Regions from separate parts of the Homo sapiens genome. Here region 2 is linked to region 1. Evidence: chromatin loops called from intact Hi-C (ENCODE). Cell type or tissue: dorsolateral prefrontal cortex. All regions are shown on one strand. Links, peaks and the distances in the headings refer to the core of each region. The heading gives the core; the rest is flanking DNA. Region 1 overlaps LINC00907 (long intergenic non-protein coding RNA 907). Region 2 overlaps LINC00907 (long intergenic non-protein coding RNA 907).

Region 1 (4,404 bases), core at 225-4,224:
AATGGCATTGTCTGAAACAAACAATGAACAAAAATCAAGTTAGATTTTTGTTAGAACACAAGACCACATCTATGAGACCCAATAAAAACAACATAAATTAGAATTAGACCTACAAGACTCTAGTTAATTGGAATTTTTAAGTACAGATTTTAGAATAATATTTATTCTATGCTTAAGGAGATAAAAGACAAGATTACTAATTTCAGCTCATGAATAAAAATATTTTTAAAGGTTAAAACATATTTGAAAGAAACAAGAAATAGGTCGCTATTAGAACAAAACCTTTGTTCATGTGTTTGGCTTACTCTCCATTATTATAAGAATAGATAATATTTTGGGGCACTTATTGTTAGATACTATTATAAATGAGTTACATGTTACAACACATTTAATATTTCTAGAAACCTGATGAAATTAGTATTTTTTAGATGAGAAAACAGAGGCAAAAATTACAAAGAACTTGACTATTTTCACAAAGCTGATAGGTGTTAAAGTCAGTGCTTAAACCCCAGCATCAGAATTCTGGGGTTCTAGAAGTAAAAGTATTCTTTTAACATTAACACACCAGTTCCTTACAGAATACGTATGTTCCTTTGTCAAATTTGGAGTCTGAGAATTATTTTTTTTTTCTAAGAAAGCAATTTCACTTAACAAAAATGCCCTACACTAACTTTATATCAGATTCCTGTAAGTAAGTTTCATTCCACACCCACAAAAAGAAAAACAAAATATGCAGTGCAAACTCATGCAGGACAAATAATTTAAGCAGAAGGGATTCAAAGTAATAGAAAAGTTACATATAACCTTGGCGATCATGGATGGAAATGATTTAGACATTCAGAGAAAGAGAAGAAGGGTCTCACAGACGGAAGGAATAGCTCTTGATATATTCAAGGATGATGCCTAGTTTCTTGTGCCTGGAGCATAGAATGCATGAAATATTGGGAGAGAAGTTTGGAAAGGAATGGAGGGTAAAGAGTCACAGAAAAAAAAAAGAAAATAAAAAAGATTCTGTGACAGCAAACTGAAATTGTGAGCAGTTTGGACTAATCTTAATAGTTCTTTTATACGAATATTTCAGTAAAATAAAATTATCAAGGGCTTTGAACAGGGCAAGATCATGATCAGGCAATGATTTAGAAGATGGCAACAATCTACAGCACAGATTGAGCAAGCAGACCAGTCTGGAAGCAATTTCTATGGTTGGGAAAAAAAGAAAATTAGAGACTCTTCTAAGGCAATGGCTAAGAAAATAGAACAGATTTTAAATATGGTGTAGATATAGCTCAAGCAAAACAAATTGGAAACAATCTATTAAATCAGGATTTTAAAATGCAAAAGAATGAGGCCTTTGTTATGTGGCTGGAATTATGTAGGCAATTGCTTGAAACATCTTTTCATTATAGAGTTGCCATAAATTTAAGTGTATTTACATCAAGAAAATGTTTTCACTGTCTTGACTTCTTTGTTCATATTGTTTTAACTCTAGGCTTATTGTTGACTCATTGCAAGTTGATTTGTAACAGAGAAAAAAAATAACTTGAGCTTCTTTTTTATTGATCATCTGTACAACAATCAAATCTATGAGTCCAGAAAAGTCATTAATTTCTTTGGAGCTCAGTTTCTCTTAACATTAACGGAGATTGGACTAGCCTAATCTCAAGAATCAGTTCCCTTTACAAAGTTATCTGTACAAATTACCAAATATATAGCATGCTTATTTACATCCTACATAGAAATAATTTCTTCCAATGTTTGTTGTAAATAAGGCGCAAGACCTTCTTGCAGTATCCGTATGCTAGCATGATTTTTTAAGAATATCAACAGTCCTGTGACTTTGCTCTCTGCTTGCATAAAAAAGTTGTTCACCTTTCTTGCTCTTTGTACTGTACTCTTTCACCTCTAGTGAATCAGAAAGAAGGAAGTTAAGATGTCTGGACTGCTTAAAAAAAACTCATCCCTGAGAGAGCCACTCTGTGTTTTGCTGAGGTTGTTGATTCAAAAGCTGGGTGGAGGGACTGTCAGATTAGAGGACTAGCCAATAATGCACTGTGACTGGGATGCAGGAAAGGAACAATGGCACATTTAGGACTAGCCAATACTGCATTATGACTGGGATGCAGGAAAGGAACAATGGCACATTTATCTTCAGGGCTGCAAACATGTTGCCTCTCAGCTGCCGGAGGTTATTCAAGAGACACCATCTGTATTAGACTGTTTTCTCACTGCTGTGAAGAATACCTGAGACTGGGTGATTTATAAGCAAAAGAGGTTTGACTCACAGTTCTGCATGACTGGGAAGGCCTCAGGAAACTTACAGTCATGGCAGAAGGGGAAGGGGAAGCAAGGCAAATCTTACATGGCAGAAGGAGAGAGAGAGAGAGTGCAGGGGAAATTGCCCCTTTTAAGCCATCAGATCTCATGAGAACTCCCTCACTATCATGAGAACAGTATGGGGGAAACTGACCCCATGATCCAATCACCTCCCAGCGGGTCTCTCCCTCAACATGTGAGGATTACAATTCAAGAGGAGATTTGGTGGTGACACAGAGCCAAACCATATCACCATCTGTAGAAGAAGTAGCAGTTAACAGTATCCACTGACTGTGTCTGGAGGCCTTGGCTGGCACCACACAAACCAAACAGAAGATGGCTACTGGCAATGGTTTAATTATGTGACCTAGTTGCCCTCCAGACCTCCCAAGTCCTTGAGATGATATTGACTATAAACAAACACTAATACACCCTGTGTGGACATGCAAAGCTGTCCTTTAGACTTCTGCTAGTTCTGTCGAGGTTCAGAGTCTCAGGATGTCTTTTGCCTTCGAGTGTATCCTTCCAAGCCTGCTTTCTCTGTTCCCCACAGCACTGACCCACCTGTGAATCACCAAGCCAGGTCTTGCTCACAAACACATACACTATCGAAACCAAAAACAATTTAAAAAAAAACATAATGAAAGCATCTAAAACTGTGATGACTGTTATTGAATAAATGGAGGTAGAAAATACTAGGTGGGGAATATTCACTATTTCAGCAACACAACCACCTTGAACTTGCTGAGAAAATGCTCCTGTGCTTAAATGTTCTGCCAGTCCCCCCGTCAGAGGTTCCTGGCTGATTATGTGTCTCCAGAGAGGCCAAAGCCTCTTGCCATTTTGCAAGATACATTTGCCCCCTTCTTCCTGCTCTGTCTCCTGATCTCTTCTTTTCCACTTCAGCTAAGGAGGGAGCCTCCAATTTTCTCTCATTGGTCTCAAGTAGCTTAGTTTTATTTGGTCATTTTAATTGCTTGAGTTTTTGTTAAAATTCATTCTCTCAAAGCACTGGATCAAAAGTCTAACTACATGGATTTTTAATGAATAATACAGTTTCCCAGGCTTCATTCCCACTCCCCTTCACCATGTACTCCACAGAAATTCTAGTTCAGTTTATGGGAGTAGTATTCAGGAATCTGAATTTTCAATAGTCATATAGAACTGATGTATGGGACCTGTGGGCCACACACTGAGAAACTGCGCTTTAGAGTCTCATTTTTCTCCCTGAGAAGAATATAAGGAATTTCATTAAAAATCGCTGCCTTTTAGAAGAAAACAAAGTGAAAAAAGTTTCTTGAGATTGCTCTGGGCAACAATTTTTTTGATATGGCCCCCAAAGTACAGGCAGCAAAAGCAAAAATAGACAAATGAGATTGTACCAAATTTAAAAGCTTCTTTCTGTACAGCAAAGGAAACAACCAGCAGAGTTGTTTCCTGCAAAATGGGAAAAAACCTGCAAAATGTGAAAAAATATTGACTATTTATACATCTGATGAGGAGGTAATATCCAAAAATATGTAAAAACTCAACTCAATAGCAAAAAAATAATGACAATAACCCAGTTTAAAAATAAACAAAGGAACCTGCATAGACATTTCTCAAAAGAAGACGTACAAATAGCTACCAGGCATATTTTTTAGAAGTTGACATTACTAGTCATCATGGAAATGTAAATCAAAACCACAATGTTACCTTCCAGTCATTAAAATGACTATCATCAAAAATACAGAAGGTAAGTGTTGACAAGGATGTGTTAAAAAAGGAAACCCTTGTATGCTGTTGGTGGAGATGTAAATTGATACAGTCATTTTGGAAAACGGTATGGAGGTTCACAAAAAGATTTAAAATAGACATCTCATATGATCCAACAATTCCACTTCTGGATATATATCTAAAGGAAATACAATCAGTATCTCAAAAATATATATGCATTCCTATGTTCATTGAAATGTTATTTAAAATAACCAAGATATGGAATCAATCTGTGTTAAACAACAAATAAATGGATAAAGAAATGTAATATACACACACACACATACACACACTCATGTGTTACTTAACAATGTGGATAAATTCTGAGAAATATGT
Region 2 (4,404 bases), core at 316-4,315, 50 kb before region 1:
TGTCACCTGCCCTCTTGAAGTCAACAATTCATACTGTTATATTAGTTCCTTCTTGGCTAGTCTTATGTTTCCTACTTATGACCTGGCTATTTAAGAGAAAAGAAGTGAATGAACTCAGTGTTCCCAGAGTTCATCTCCAGCCTTCAGATTATTCTACCTTTAACATCCAGTCACTATCATTGCCCGCCACTGTATGTCCAGTTACCGCAGGATAGAACTCCTACTAAATAACAGAGTTTTTGTGTGGTTATCTGTCTCTGGTGTCTCTGCTTGGCCTCCCTTGTTGGCTCACTCTTGCCTTCCTTCTCCACATTGCTGTGACTCTCCCCTGTCCCCTCACTCTAAGCTCCTCCCTTTAATCTACTCAGATCAGGAAACAACAGACTGAAAACTTAACCACATACTCCACTTTTTATTTTACCCAAAACAGCAAACATAAGACTGAAATTTTAGCAATACTTTCTAAAGCTTTGAGGGTGGAATAAGGGAAATACAATGCAAGAAAAAGAAACCAATTGGGCATCTGTGTATATAGTTCCCAAGTCTATTCGCCATGGTTTTCCCTACCAAAGGTTTCCTCCTGGACTTTTCCTTGCTTATCTTCCTGCTCAACACCACATAATTTGATATTTTATGCATGTATGAGAGGTTGGGATGGGGGAGTAATTTATCCTTGATAGATGGAAGTATGTTTGACCATCTCTTCCTCCACTCTGAATATAGGTCCTCAAACCTCTTTTAGTTCCAGTAAGGTGGTAAATCTCCCTTACTTCACTATACTTTCTTTAGCCCACTCCAAGGTTATGCTACAGCTGAGTCCACTGACCTGTCACCCTGCTACAGTGATGACAGCTTTTTATAGAATTATGAAACGCATATTAGTCTCTCATTTTCTAGACCAACTCCATTCCAGAGAACCAGTGCAGATCCAAAAGATCCATTAGAATAGTTTTTTTCCAAATAAACTCACAAATGAATAGAGAAACACACCTACAGGAAACCTTTCAATAACATCTTGCCCTTGCAACACTGCTTGGATTGCAACTTGTCTCCAGGAATATGTAATTCTGCATTAATATTCTTTGGAGTTTTGCCTTTTCAGCCTATTTCCTGGTCTAAGTCTGCAATTTATCCCTGTTGTTAATAAAGTAGGATTATATTCACTTGTTAGGTTTACAATAATTATACAATTATTTTGTAGACAGTAATATTTAGTGTACTTCTGCCCAAGGATACTCTAACACTAATTATCTTTTTATTCAGGATATTCACAAAAAGACCTCCTTAATAATTTTAGTGGATTCCCCATAACTCATCTAGAAATATAAAATAATTCAACAAAGATCAAGACCTTGTTACTCATCAGTACTGTAACATACCAAACACAAAGATAAATATGGCATTATCTCAGTTGTTTTTATAAGAAAAGTAGACATGGAGAACACAAATACCAATCAAGATAAAAACAAAGCTCAATGGAAACTCTGCAGGAAGAGAATGTGAACTTCGAGAGAGAATAAGGCTTAACAATGGAGATTACATTTTGACTGGTTATTTAAAAATGAACAGGATTTGGACAGGAAAGGCTTAGGGAGAAAGGCCAGTAGTAGAGGTAACAGGAGTAGAGGGAGAGCCTGTAGCTTTATTGTCAACATTTAGCTTTTCACATGGCATTAGCCAGCATCTGAGATTAACTGAGAAACAAATGTTGTGCTCACCCCAAACAAAAGATGTGTCCTGTGTCACAGGTTCTGGAATTGCCACTCTAAAAATAATGAGATATTTTACAAAACATGTGCCTACCATGTCATGAAAAGCCAGGCCAGCAGTCATCCCAGTGTTAGCTGATCCTTTCCAGCTCTGGCTAAAGTGCGTATCTGATGACCTCATTAGTTTTCTCATGGGTGGAAAGTAGCACAGACAGATGTCCTGGACCATGTGACTGGGCAAAGATAAATAGCCAGGATGCAGCTGTGTAGACAGCTGTCCAAACCAATTAAAAAATAGATCTATTCATTCCCTTCAGTTCCTTGAAAGACTCTGGGATTATCACAATTTATACACCAGTCCCAAATATGTTTCTGACATAATAATACAACTTAGCACTTCCCTGGCACTGCAATTTTTCAAAGGCAGGGAAACAAAATTTTGCCTTAGAGCAAAACCAGACTGGTAATTATGTGACTTTTTACCTGAACTCATGCTTTTAACTAGTTCAAATATAAGTTCAAATGTATAGTCTTTAAGGTAGATAAGTAGGAATTTCTAGGTATGTTGATACACAAATGGATTGAAGTATTACCCCAATTGATTAACTAAGTCTCTAAACAACATTTCAGAATCTGTGATTCATGATTTCATGACTTCAGTTGAAGAGATGCAGCCACGGAGACCCAGAAACAAATCATTCAACCTAGGCTATGTATTCTGTGCAATAGAGGAGATGAGACAGATTCAAATTTTGGGCATTATACACCTACCTGTGTCCTCACAATCCTAACTATTAACCGAGTTAACACAAAAACAAAACAGCCTATTGTCCATTCTTCCATCAATGCATATTCATCCAGTGGAATTCTAGTCAGCAATGAAAATGAACAATTTACTGTTTCAACCAGACCTCAGATGAGATCAATGAGGTGTGAAGACACTCATTATGTATTAAGCTGCAGTGAGATCAGTTTGCACTGCCTGCTGAGGCCCGTCCCCTTATCTTGCTATCATATTCCAGGTGGGAACTCATACCTTTACAATAATGACCATAAGCACTATGCTCTCCTTGTCACTTGCAATTTTTTATTGCTATTTTCTCTATGCTAAGAGTAATATTTCCCCTACATTCTTTTGTTTTCTGACATATAAAAATGTTGTTTTTTGAGAGAATGAGGTGTCTTATATCCAAATTATTTGGTGTTCTCTATGTATATAATCAGTCACCTGAGAGTAACAATTTGGTTTCATCCTTTCTAAAACCAAATATTTTTGCCCATTCAGTAGACTGTCTGTTTACTTTGTTGATAGTTTCTTTTGTGTGCAGGAGCTCTTTAGTTTAATTAGGTCCTATTTGTCAATTCTTGTTTTTGTTGCAATTGCTTTTGGAGACATTGTCATGAAATCTTTGCCAAGGGCTATGTGCAGAATGGTATGTCCTAGATTTTGTTCTAGGGTTTTTATAGTTTTAAGTCTTACATTTAAGTTTTTAATTTATCTTGAGTTGGTTTTTGTATATTGGGAAAGAAGGAGTCCAGTTTCAATTTTCTGCATATTACTAGCTAGTTATCCAAGCACCATTTATTGAATAAGGCGTCCTTTTCCCATAGTGTACTTTTGCTGACTTTGTGAAACATCAGATGGTTGTAGATGTGTCACGTTCTTTCTGAGCTCTCTACTCTGTTTCATTGGTCTATGTGCCTCTTTTTGTACCAGTACTATGCTGTTTCCATTACTGTAGCCTAGTCATATAGTTTGAAGTCGGGTAGTGTGATGTCTCCAGCATTGTTCTTTTTGCTTAGGATTGCTTTAGTTATTCAGGCTCTTTTTTTGGTTCCACATGACTTTTAAAATAGTTTTTCTAGCTCTGTGAAAAATGACATTTGTAGTTTGACAGATATGGCATTGAATCTGTAAATTGCTTTGAGCAGTATGGCCATTTTAACAATATTGATTTTTCTCATCCATGAGCATAAAAATATTTGCAAACTATGAATCTGACAAAGGTCTAATATCCAGAATCTATAAGGAACTTAAACAAATCAACAAGTAATAACCAACCCCATTTAAAGAATAGGTGATGGACATAAACTTCTCAAAAGAAGACGTACATGTGGCTAAGAAGCATATGAAAAATTCTCAACATCACTAATCAGTAGAGAAATGTATATCAAAATCACAATGAGATACCACCTCATACCAGTCAGAATGGCTATTATTAAAAAGTCAGAAAATAACAGATATTTGCAAGATTGTAGAGAAAAAGGAATGCTTCTACATTGTTAGTGGGAATGTAAATTAGTTTAGCCACTGTGGCAAGTAGTTTAGAGATTTCTCAGAGAATTTAAAACAGAACTATCATTCAACTCAGCAATTCCATTACTGGGTGTATACCCAGAGGAATATAAATCATTCTATACTAAAGACACATGCACTCATACGTTCATCACGGCACTATTCACAATAACAAAGATGTGGAATCAACCTAGTTGCCCATCAATGGTGGAATGAATGAAGAAATGTGAAACATACACACCATGAAATACTACACAATCATAAAAAAGAATAAAATTATGTCTGGAGCAGCAACATGGATGCAGCTGGAGGCCATTAACCTAGGAAAGTTAACTCAGGAACAGAAAACCACATACCACGCGTTCTCACTTGTAAGTGGGAGCTAAACACTGAATACAC

What was found. A loop is a pair of places that touch in the nucleus more often than their neighbours do. Peaks named below come from ENCODE experiments on the same cell type or tissue, not always from the same donor. Only the 100,000 strongest peaks of a DNase experiment are listed, where the experiment ranks them.
Region 2: it touches region 1 in a loop (8-fold over the local background); 1 of 110 quality-filtered maps calls a loop at or near these places.

The regions. Positions count from the first base shown.
Region 1 is chr18:42,562,650-42,567,053 of GRCh38, reverse strand. All of the region lies in intron 6 of LINC00907 (long intergenic non-protein coding RNA 907), which reads right to left. Among named protein-coding and RNA genes, the nearest start is that of LINC00907, 380 kb to the right of the region's middle. In dorsolateral prefrontal cortex, for the core only: no CTCF peak of the experiment used is centred there; no DNase peak of the experiment used is centred there.
Region 2 is chr18:42,612,309-42,616,712 of GRCh38, reverse strand. The region is part of intron 7 of LINC00907 (long intergenic non-protein coding RNA 907); the gene reads right to left. Among named protein-coding and RNA genes, the nearest start is that of LINC00907, 430 kb to the right of the region's middle. In dorsolateral prefrontal cortex, for the core only: a CTCF peak has its summit at 1,913; a DNase peak (open chromatin) is centred at 1,842; H3K27ac peaks cover 1,081 bases.